Regions from separate parts of the Homo sapiens genome. Here region 1 is linked to region 2. Evidence: chromatin loops called from intact Hi-C (ENCODE). Cell type or tissue: HepG2. All regions are shown on one strand. Each heading gives the region's core, and the rest is flanking DNA. Links, peaks and the distances in the headings are about the cores only.

Region 1 (4,394 bases), core at 170-4,169, 900 kb after region 2:
CAGGAGATAGCGCATTTGGGGTGAGGTCTCAGGCTCCAAGGATGTTGATAGGTGAAGTATCCAAGGACCACAGAGCTTAACCACTGAGCCAGGGAGAGAAGGATGAAGGTTCCCAATTGTTTAAGGCCTCCTAATTCTCTCCTCTCCACTAGACATGATTTGTTTTGTGTCTTTAACCACGTCTCAACTGAGAGGTTCTCAAAGGCAGGGACTTTGTCTGCATTCCCAGCCTGCACTGACAAGCTTCTCACAGGTAGCTGGGGTGTGGTATGTTCCTGTTGATCTGAACTGAACGTGAGGCTTGAAACTTATTACCTCCTCCTCTGACCTCCTGAGTCTGATCTAGACAAGCTCTTAATACCCAGGAGACCCATCACCAGGCTTCTCTGATAACTAAAAGGCCCAAGGAAACATTTAGGCTGTATCAAGTCCTGGACTTCTCTGGGGTTGAGTAGCTGGGGAGATAGGGTGGTACCAAATAAAAGGATACTAAACGAAGGAGGAGCCATCATAGAAGGTGTAATGAAACTTGAAGGCCTTCTTGGGTGCCTTCCCCTCTTGACAATGCTGACTGAAATGATGGTTGGCAGAAGATGGGTGAGAGGTGGGGCTGAGAGTCTGAGCACCTGCAGTGGGAGGGTAATGTAAACCCGGGGTCTGAGAGTCTCCTTTGCGGGCCAACATTAGATGAGAGGGCATCTTTGCCTTGTAGTTTCGTAAGATCATGGGGTAGGAGATATTCCTCCCTTTCCATGTGGCCCTTTCAGCTTCTCTGCAGAGAAGGAGAGCAATATATTGTCTAGCCTTTTGGTTCTCAAGCACCAGGGATGCTCTCTACAGCCCCTCCTTAGTGCCCAAGACCCCTATCCCATTCCCCTGTCCCCAAAGTACACATCCCCAACCCATGCTCCCTCGTCCATAAAGGTAATTTTTGGGAAGAACTGGGAAGTTCCCAATGCCCGTCTAAGAATAGCCCTTGCCTGATTTCCACCTGAGCCTGAGGGTGAGGACCTATGGAGTAGGAGTGTGTGTGGAAGTTGGGGGGTGGGTCCTGGGGGTTTGAAGACCTTGCTCACCCCAGTCCTGAGGTTGTGGGGAAGAGAGCTTCCTTCCAGAGTGTCACAGTGAGGAGGCAAACAGTGGCTGCCCTCTCCCCATGTTCTGGCCCAGCAACCCCCGGAGACGTATATGACCAAGCTATTAGATGTGAACAGGTGCTTAAGTCCTTTACACCCAGTGGCCTGGGCCCTCAGAGAAATGTTGAGTAAATTGCTAGGGCTTGTGGGATGGCCCCACAGAATGATAAAAACCACTAATCACCCATGTCAAGGGTCTTTTTGGTTTGTTTTGAGAGGTTTTTGTCTGTCTGGTAGAACATCTAGCAAATTAAGTTAAGAAACAAACAGTGCACAAAAGCCCTAAATGTAAGGAGCCATGCAAAGGGGCATCCCTGGCAAGGTGCTGCAGAGGCAGAAAGCATTGCTGGGCAGGGGCAGGAGGCAAGCCACTGGAGCTGTGTGAGCTCAGGCAATTTCTTACTCACATACCTGCTTAGGCTGCCTCAGTTTCCCCATCCACAAAATGGGCATCAATCCTGTCTTCCTTGCATGGTTGCAGTGATATTGTAGGGAGGGTGGTGAGCAGGGAAGGACACGGGTGTGTGTGTGCCTGTGAGGGATGCTGCACCTGTGGCTGTCGTGGGGAGTACCACATAACCCACGCTCCCAGGTGGCATGTCTCACACACTTCTGTGACTGTCCACTCACATATACACAGGGACTCCCAGCTGGGGGCCAGGCTTTCTGAGAACCCTTGACTCCCCCGACCCAAGCACTGAGGTGCTCACATGTGGCGACACAACTCCTGCAGCTTCTCCCGGGCCTCAGGGCAGGGGTCGCTGAACTCCAGGCTGTTGGCAGGGGTTCCCACTCCTCGATGCAGGGGCGGCATGCTGACATCTTCTGTAGTTCTAGATTTGCCTGTAGTTGGAGGGCAAGAAGTTAGAGAGATGCCCAAGACCATGGGAACCCACCTTTTGCATCAGTGTCACCTGGATGTGAGACCTGGAGTCAAAGGAGATCATTTTGGAGCTTTAAAATTTGTCCCGCTGGATTTTAGACTTGCATGGGCCCTGTAACCCCTTTGTTTTGGCCATTTTTTCCCATTTGGAATGGCAGTATTTACTCAATACCTGTACCCCCACTGTATCTAGGAAGTAACTAGCTTGCTTTTGATTTTACAGGCTCACAGGTGGAAGGAACTTGCCTTGTCTCAGATGAGACTTTGGACTGTTGGGTTAATGGTGAAATGAGTTAAGACTTTGGGGGACTGTTGGGAACGCATGATTGCTTTTGAAATGTGAGGACATGGTCAGGCATGGTGGCTCGTGCCTGTAATCCTAGCACTTTGGGAGGCCAAGGCAAGCAGATCACCTGAGGTCAGGAGTTCGAGACAAGCCTGGCCAACATGGTGAAACCCCGTCTCTACAAAAAATACAAAAATTAACTGGGCGTGCTGGTGTGCACCTGTAGTTCCAGCTACTCAGGAGGCTGAGGCAGTAGAATCTCCTGAACCCGGGAGGTGGAGGTTGCAGTGAACTGAAATCACACCACTGCACTCCAGCCTGGGTGACAGAGTGAGACTCCAACTCAAAAAAAAAAAAAAAAAAGATATGTGAGGACATGAGATTTGGAGGAGCCAGGGGCAGAATGATATGGTTTGGCTGTGTCCCTACCCAAATCTTAACTTGAATTGCACCTCCCAGAATTCCCATTTGTTGTGGGAGGGACCCAGGGGGAGGTAATTGAATCATGGGGCCGGTCTTTCCCGTGCTATTCTCGTGATAGTGAATAAGTTTCATGAGATCTGATGGGTTCATCAGGCATTTCTGCTTTTGCTTCTTCCTCATTTTCTCTTGCTGCCATGAAAGGAGTGCCTTTCGCCTCCTGCCATGATTCTGGGGCCTCCTCAGCTATGTCGAACTGAAGTCCAGTTAAACCTCTTTTTCTTCCCAGTCTTGGATGTGTCTTTATCAGCAGTGTGAAAACTAATACAGGAGGGGTTTCAGAAAATGGTTTTTCAAGACATTGTGTTTACCAGGGGACACGGGGCCAAGAAGAGCAGGAGAGCAGCATCCTTTAAATGTCAGAATATTGGGGGTATCATTGATGCTCACCAGGAATTGTTGACTGGTCATTTATCAAACAGAGATGTTACTCATACTGCGAGTCATCTGTGATGGATGTGTCAGGGACTGACTTGTGCAAAGTGATGAGACTGGCCATGTCTCCCCGGGTTCCAGGAAAAGAGAGCATTTCCAGGGCTGGACGGCCCTCACTGAATTGGACCCTTTTGATTCACCTGATTAAAGACACAAAGTCTCTATTTCTTCTCAATCAGCTTGAAAACTTCTCTGATGATGGCTAATCTTGGGTCTTCTCGAGGGAGCCCAAGTGCCATAGGCACAGATCACTGTCATCTGAGTCTCTGCAGACCGGATGACAATGATCTGCATGACCTGGATGACAACGATCTGTGCCTGTGATACTAATTTTCACAGCTGTCCTCCATGATAGGTGTCAGGTGGTATGAGGATGTGGTCATGTGGAGTCGTGGCAGTGATATCCCACCCTAGGTTCCAGGGGCATCTATTTAGTCATTTGTGTCAGGTCCTACCTACAATGAACCTCTGACTCCCACCCAGCTGCAGCCTCGAAGTATGCAGGCTTAACTTCACCTTGGATTTGAGGATGAAACCTGGCTTTGGGTGGGGGCATTTCTCAGGCTCTAACTGAAACCCTGAGGGCCTCAGAATGGAGCCCTCCTTGCTGCTGGTGAAGCCTGGGGGTTTCTGGCCAGTGCTTGGGAACCATCTCTGGTATCTGCCACCCTGAGTGGTTCCTGGTCACTTCCCCCACTTCTCCTGCCAACAGGGACCAGAGACTGAACCCTGAACTCAAGCCTAGGGCCTGAGGTCCAGCGACCTGCTAGCAGGCCACCTGGAGCATCTGCTGGATTGAGCCTCCATGTCTGGCCTGCCCCAGGTGCCTTGGGCTCCCCAAAGGTGACGGTCTCTTGCTCTGACTAGGAACTGCTATTAACAGTTCTCTTCTTGTAACATTGGACACCTTCCAGAAATAGCTGCCGTCCCCTCAGGGAGTAAGCCCAACTCCTGGAACTGATGCTGAAAGTCAGCCTGGCCCCAGAACTGTCAGCAGGTGAGGTGGAATAGCATGTGGACATGGAATGGATGGTGGAGGCCCCGACACCCAAAGTGACTTCAAACCAGAATGGCTATAGCAAAACCAGGCATCATTCATACATATGTCATAGGACAACAGGCATAAACTGGGACATTGCTGGGCTAGAGTTACTTACGAGCTATGAGGCAAGGC
Region 2 (4,394 bases), core at 96-4,095:
CAGGATGGTGTCAATCTACTGACCTCGTGATCCGCCTGCCTTGGCCTCCCAAAGTGTTGGGATTACAGGTGTGAGCCACCGCACTGACCTATATTTTGATTTCTAAGCCATTTGAGATAAATCTCTTACATCCTCATAGCACAACATACAGTTGTCACTATTTCCTGGTGCATTTTACACAAGTAAACGTCCTCGTCAGTGATGTAATGACTGCTGCTGTCAAACTATCTCAAATGTTCTTAAAAAAACACAAAAAACAAAAAAACCCAAAACCCATAATGGATGAACACAAAGCTAAAACAAGGGAACAACATTCCTTCTGTTTTCTTCCCACAGCACTCCCTTCTCCAGTTCCAGGTCTCCCTGGCATTAAAATGTAGAGTAAAGGCACAGGGCTTGCCAGCCCAAGCCAAAGGCAGGAATCCAAGCTTTCTCTAGGTCACAGGGTACCTGGGAAAACTCCCAGTGTCTGTCAGCTGGCATCAGGCACTGGGAGTTTTTATTATCAAGCTTTTTTATTAATGAGTTATTACTGATATCAATCCTCAGCTCAATAATAAAGTTGCTTTTCACTGGGTTTGTTTCAAGCCTGTTGCTGAGCTTTGGTACTCTGAAGTCCACAGATTTAATGAGAAGCAAAGAAAATCAATTTAACCCACTTTATTCAAAGAACCTTTTCATTACATTATTTTACTTCCTATGTTGACATATTTCCTACAACACATTTCCGGCTGTACAGTTTTTGCATTGCTATAAAAAATAGTGTTCTACATAGACTCCTTTTTTTGTTGTTTCCGCCTTTTTATTTTTAAGATATTCAGTATCAGTTTTATCTTATGTCAGGCAATTTCATTTTTAGCTTCTATAATGTATCACAAATGACCTTGATTCATTTCCTCATTTGATAAGTAAACATTTCACATTTTGATAATACATTTGTGAGAATACTTAATCACAAGTTCAGCTAGTGTTATGCTTTAAAATAATCACAAGGATTTTTAGTGTCCTTGTTAGTATACGGAAATTAAAATGCACTATCCCAATTTGGGGGCTTTAAGAGTTACTGCCTGTAGAAGCTGCAGTCTTTAGAGAATAAATTGTCTCCAGGCACTATATTTGCAATTCTTACTAAATTACCTGGTTGCCTGGATATCTCCCTGGCCCAGAGAGAAGAAAACCACCAATTTGCTCTTTTTCATAATCTCAAATCCAGAACCTACAAATAGAGTAATTGGTATGCAGATTCTTTGATGACTAGCTCTGCTCTTTGGAGAGCATGTTATGAGTATTTTAGCCTTTTCTTTTAAAAAGGTTAGATTTATTCATCCTTTGACTTCCTCCCACCAATCAGTAAATAAGCAAAAACAAGTAACATTTCAGTAAAATATCCAACAAATAAAATTTTATACCTATTGCCAATGAAAGTAATAAAGAATGTGGATAGTCCTTACGGAGTATGCACAGAGGGCCTCTGAGAAATTACAAAAGAATCCTGGAATCCTGTCAGGGGTATCCAATCTTTTGGCTTCCCTGGGCCACACTGGAAAAAGAAGAATTGTCTTGGGCCATACATAAAATACACTAACACAAATGATAGCTGATGAGCTAAAAAAAAAAAAAAAAACCAAAAACAACAACAAAAAAAAGGGTCGGTGCATAAATCTCATAATGTTTTAAGAAAGTTTATGAATTTGTGTTGGGCCGCATTCAAAGCCATCCTGGGCCAAGGGTTGGACAAGCTGGCTGTAATTACAATTGGATTGCAAAGGACTTGCTCCTTGGCCCTGTTAATCCAGTGAGCCAGAACTCAAATCATTTCTTTCTGCTGAATCATCAAGCCCAAGTTAACAATTGAACACTGCATCCTGAACTGAAAGGTGCAAAGGTGAAAGCAAGTTTAAACAATCCCAATGATTTTTCTCTTTGTTAAATGGCAGAAAACAACCAGTTGAGTATTTATCCTTTTGCAAAACCAGTTAACTGAATTCCAGTTATTTGTTCCAATTCAGAGTTCAGTTTTCATTGCACTTCATACTGAGTGGTTCTGTCACTGTTTCTTTTGACACAGAAGTAGGCCCAGTGAACTGACTACCATCGATACAGCTTGTTCTGTCAATGTCAAATCAGTCTTGAACCTGTCAATCCAAATTAATCAACAGTATTACTTTGGTGACAGGCAATCATATGTTTAATTAGTAACTCATGCTTCTGGCATGAAAACAGAGCTAGGGTTCTCAACTCTGGGCTGCAAAGCAAAATCAGGTAGCAGCTTTTAAAAAATACAGGTGCCTGACTTGTCCTAAGATGCTGATTCAGGAGATCTGGGGTAGGGCCCAAGTAACTATTTGGAAAAAGCTTTCCAAGTGACTCTAATGCAACAGGGGCAGAGACTGTCACAAAAGGTACTGATATAAATAATACATGATGGAAGGGGAAGTCTGTACTTCTTCAACAAGGACAGGAGGCATTGTGTCAAGGACTACTCAAAGTGCAAAGATGATTTCACATCTTTTTTTTTTTTTTTTTTTTTTTTGAGACAGGGTCTCGCTCTGTCACCCAGGCTAGAGTACAGTGGTGCAATCTTGGTTTACTGCAACATCTACCTCCCTGGCTCACACGATTCTCCCACCTCAGTCTCCCGAATAGCTGGGATTACAGGCATGTGCCACCACACCTGGATAATTTTTGTATTTTAGCAGAGATGGGGTTTCACCACATTGGCCAGGCTGGCCTCGAACTCCTGACCTCAGATGATCTGCCCACCTCGGCCTCCCAAAGTGCTGGGATTACAGGCATGAGCCATTGTGCCCAGCCCGTTTCACATCTTTCTGGAATGTCAATTTTACTTGACAGGTAAGCAGTTTAAAATGTCATTTTTATTTTGGGTGGTGATTTCATAGATATATATATATATAACTGTCAAAACTCATCTAACATTTAAAATCTGGACATTGAATTGTATCTTTATTATATCTCAATAAATGTCATTTTAAAATTAAAATATGGATACATTCTAGAGTATAATACAAAATCTGCATTTTCTTTTTAGATACACTCTGAGACTTGAAAGAAGTCACCCTCTGAGATGGGTCCCTGATATGGTTTGGTTATGTCCCCACTCAAATCTCATCTTGAATTATAGCTCCCATAATCCCTACATATCATGAGCGGTACCTGGTGGGAGGTAACTGAATCATTGGGGAGGGTTTTTCCCATGCTGTTCTTGTGATAGCAAATAAGTCTCAAGCTGTGATGGTTTTATAAATGGGAGTTTCCCTGCACACACTCTCTTGCCTGTCGCCATGTAAGACGTGCCTTTGCTCCTCCTTCATCTTCCACCATGATTGTGACGTCTCTCCAGCCATGTGGAACTGTGAATCTATTAAACCTCTTTTTCTTTATAAATTACCCAGTTTTGAGTATTTCTTCATAGCAGTATGAAAAGGGACTAACACAGAAAATTGGTAATGCAGAGAGTGGGGCACTACTGTAAAGACAGCCGAAACTGTGGAAATAACTTTGGAACTGGGTAACTGGCAGAAGTTGGAACAGTTTGGAGGGCTCAGAAGAAGATAGGAAAATGTGGGAAAGTCTGGAACTTCCTAGAGACTTGGAGGGCTCAGAAGACAGGAAAATGTGGGAAAGTTTGGAACCTCCTAGAGACTTATTGAATGGCTTTGACCAAAATGCTGATAGTGATATGGACAATAAAATTCAGGCTGAAGTGGTTTCTGATGGAGATGAGGAACTTATTCAGAGTTGGAGTAAAGGTCACTCTTGCTATGCAAAGAGACTAGTGGCATTTTGCCCCTGTCCTAGAGATCTGTGGAACTTTGAACTTGAGAGAGATGATTTAGGGTATCTGGCAGAAGAAATTTCTAAATGGCAAAGTGTTCCAGAGGAAGCAGAGCATACAAATTTGAAAAATCTGCAGACTGACGATGCAGTAGAAAATAAAAACCCATTTTCTAGGGAGAAATTCAAGCTGGCAGCAGAAATTTGCATAGGTAATAAGAAGCTAACTATTAATCACCAAGACAATGGGGAAAATGTCTCCAGGGCATGTCAGAGACCTTCACAACAGGCCCTCCCATCACAGGCCCAGAAACCTAGGAGGAAAAATGGTTTCATGGGTCAGGTCCAGGGTCCCCCTGCTGTTTGCAGCCTAGGGACTTGGTGTCCTGCATCCCAGCCATGCCAGCCATGGCTAAAAAGGGCCAATGTACAGCTCAGGCCTGGCTTCAGACAGTGCAAGCCTGAAGCCTTGGCAGCTTCCACATGGTGTTGAGCCTGCAGGTGCACAGAAGTCAAAAATTGAGGTTTGGGAACCTCTGCCTAGATTTCAGAGGATGTATGGAAATGCCTGGATGTCCAGGCAGAAGCTTGTTGCAGGG

The links. Peaks named below come from ENCODE experiments on the same cell type or tissue, not always from the same donor. Only the 100,000 strongest peaks of a DNase experiment are listed, where the experiment ranks them.
Region 1: a loop joins it to region 2, with 20 times the contacts of the local background. A loop is called at or near these places in 1 of 110 quality-filtered maps.

What each region holds. Positions count from the first base shown.
Region 1 is chr3:14,700,715-14,705,108 of GRCh38, reverse strand. C3orf20 (chromosome 3 open reading frame 20) reads right to left here. Exons shown (of 17, transcript NM_032137.5): 6 at 1,847-1,979; 7 at 491-772. Among named protein-coding and RNA genes, the nearest start is that of C3orf20, 28 kb to the right of the region's middle. In HepG2, for the core only: no CTCF peak of the experiment used is centred there; no DNase peak of the experiment used is centred there.
Region 2 is chr3:15,604,182-15,608,575 of GRCh38, reverse strand. The region is part of intron 1 of BTD (biotinidase); the gene reads right to left. Among named protein-coding and RNA genes, the nearest start is that of BTD, 4.6 kb to the right of the region's middle. In HepG2, for the core only: no CTCF peak of the experiment used is centred there; a DNase peak (open chromatin) is centred at 1,865; H3K4me3 peaks cover 490 bases.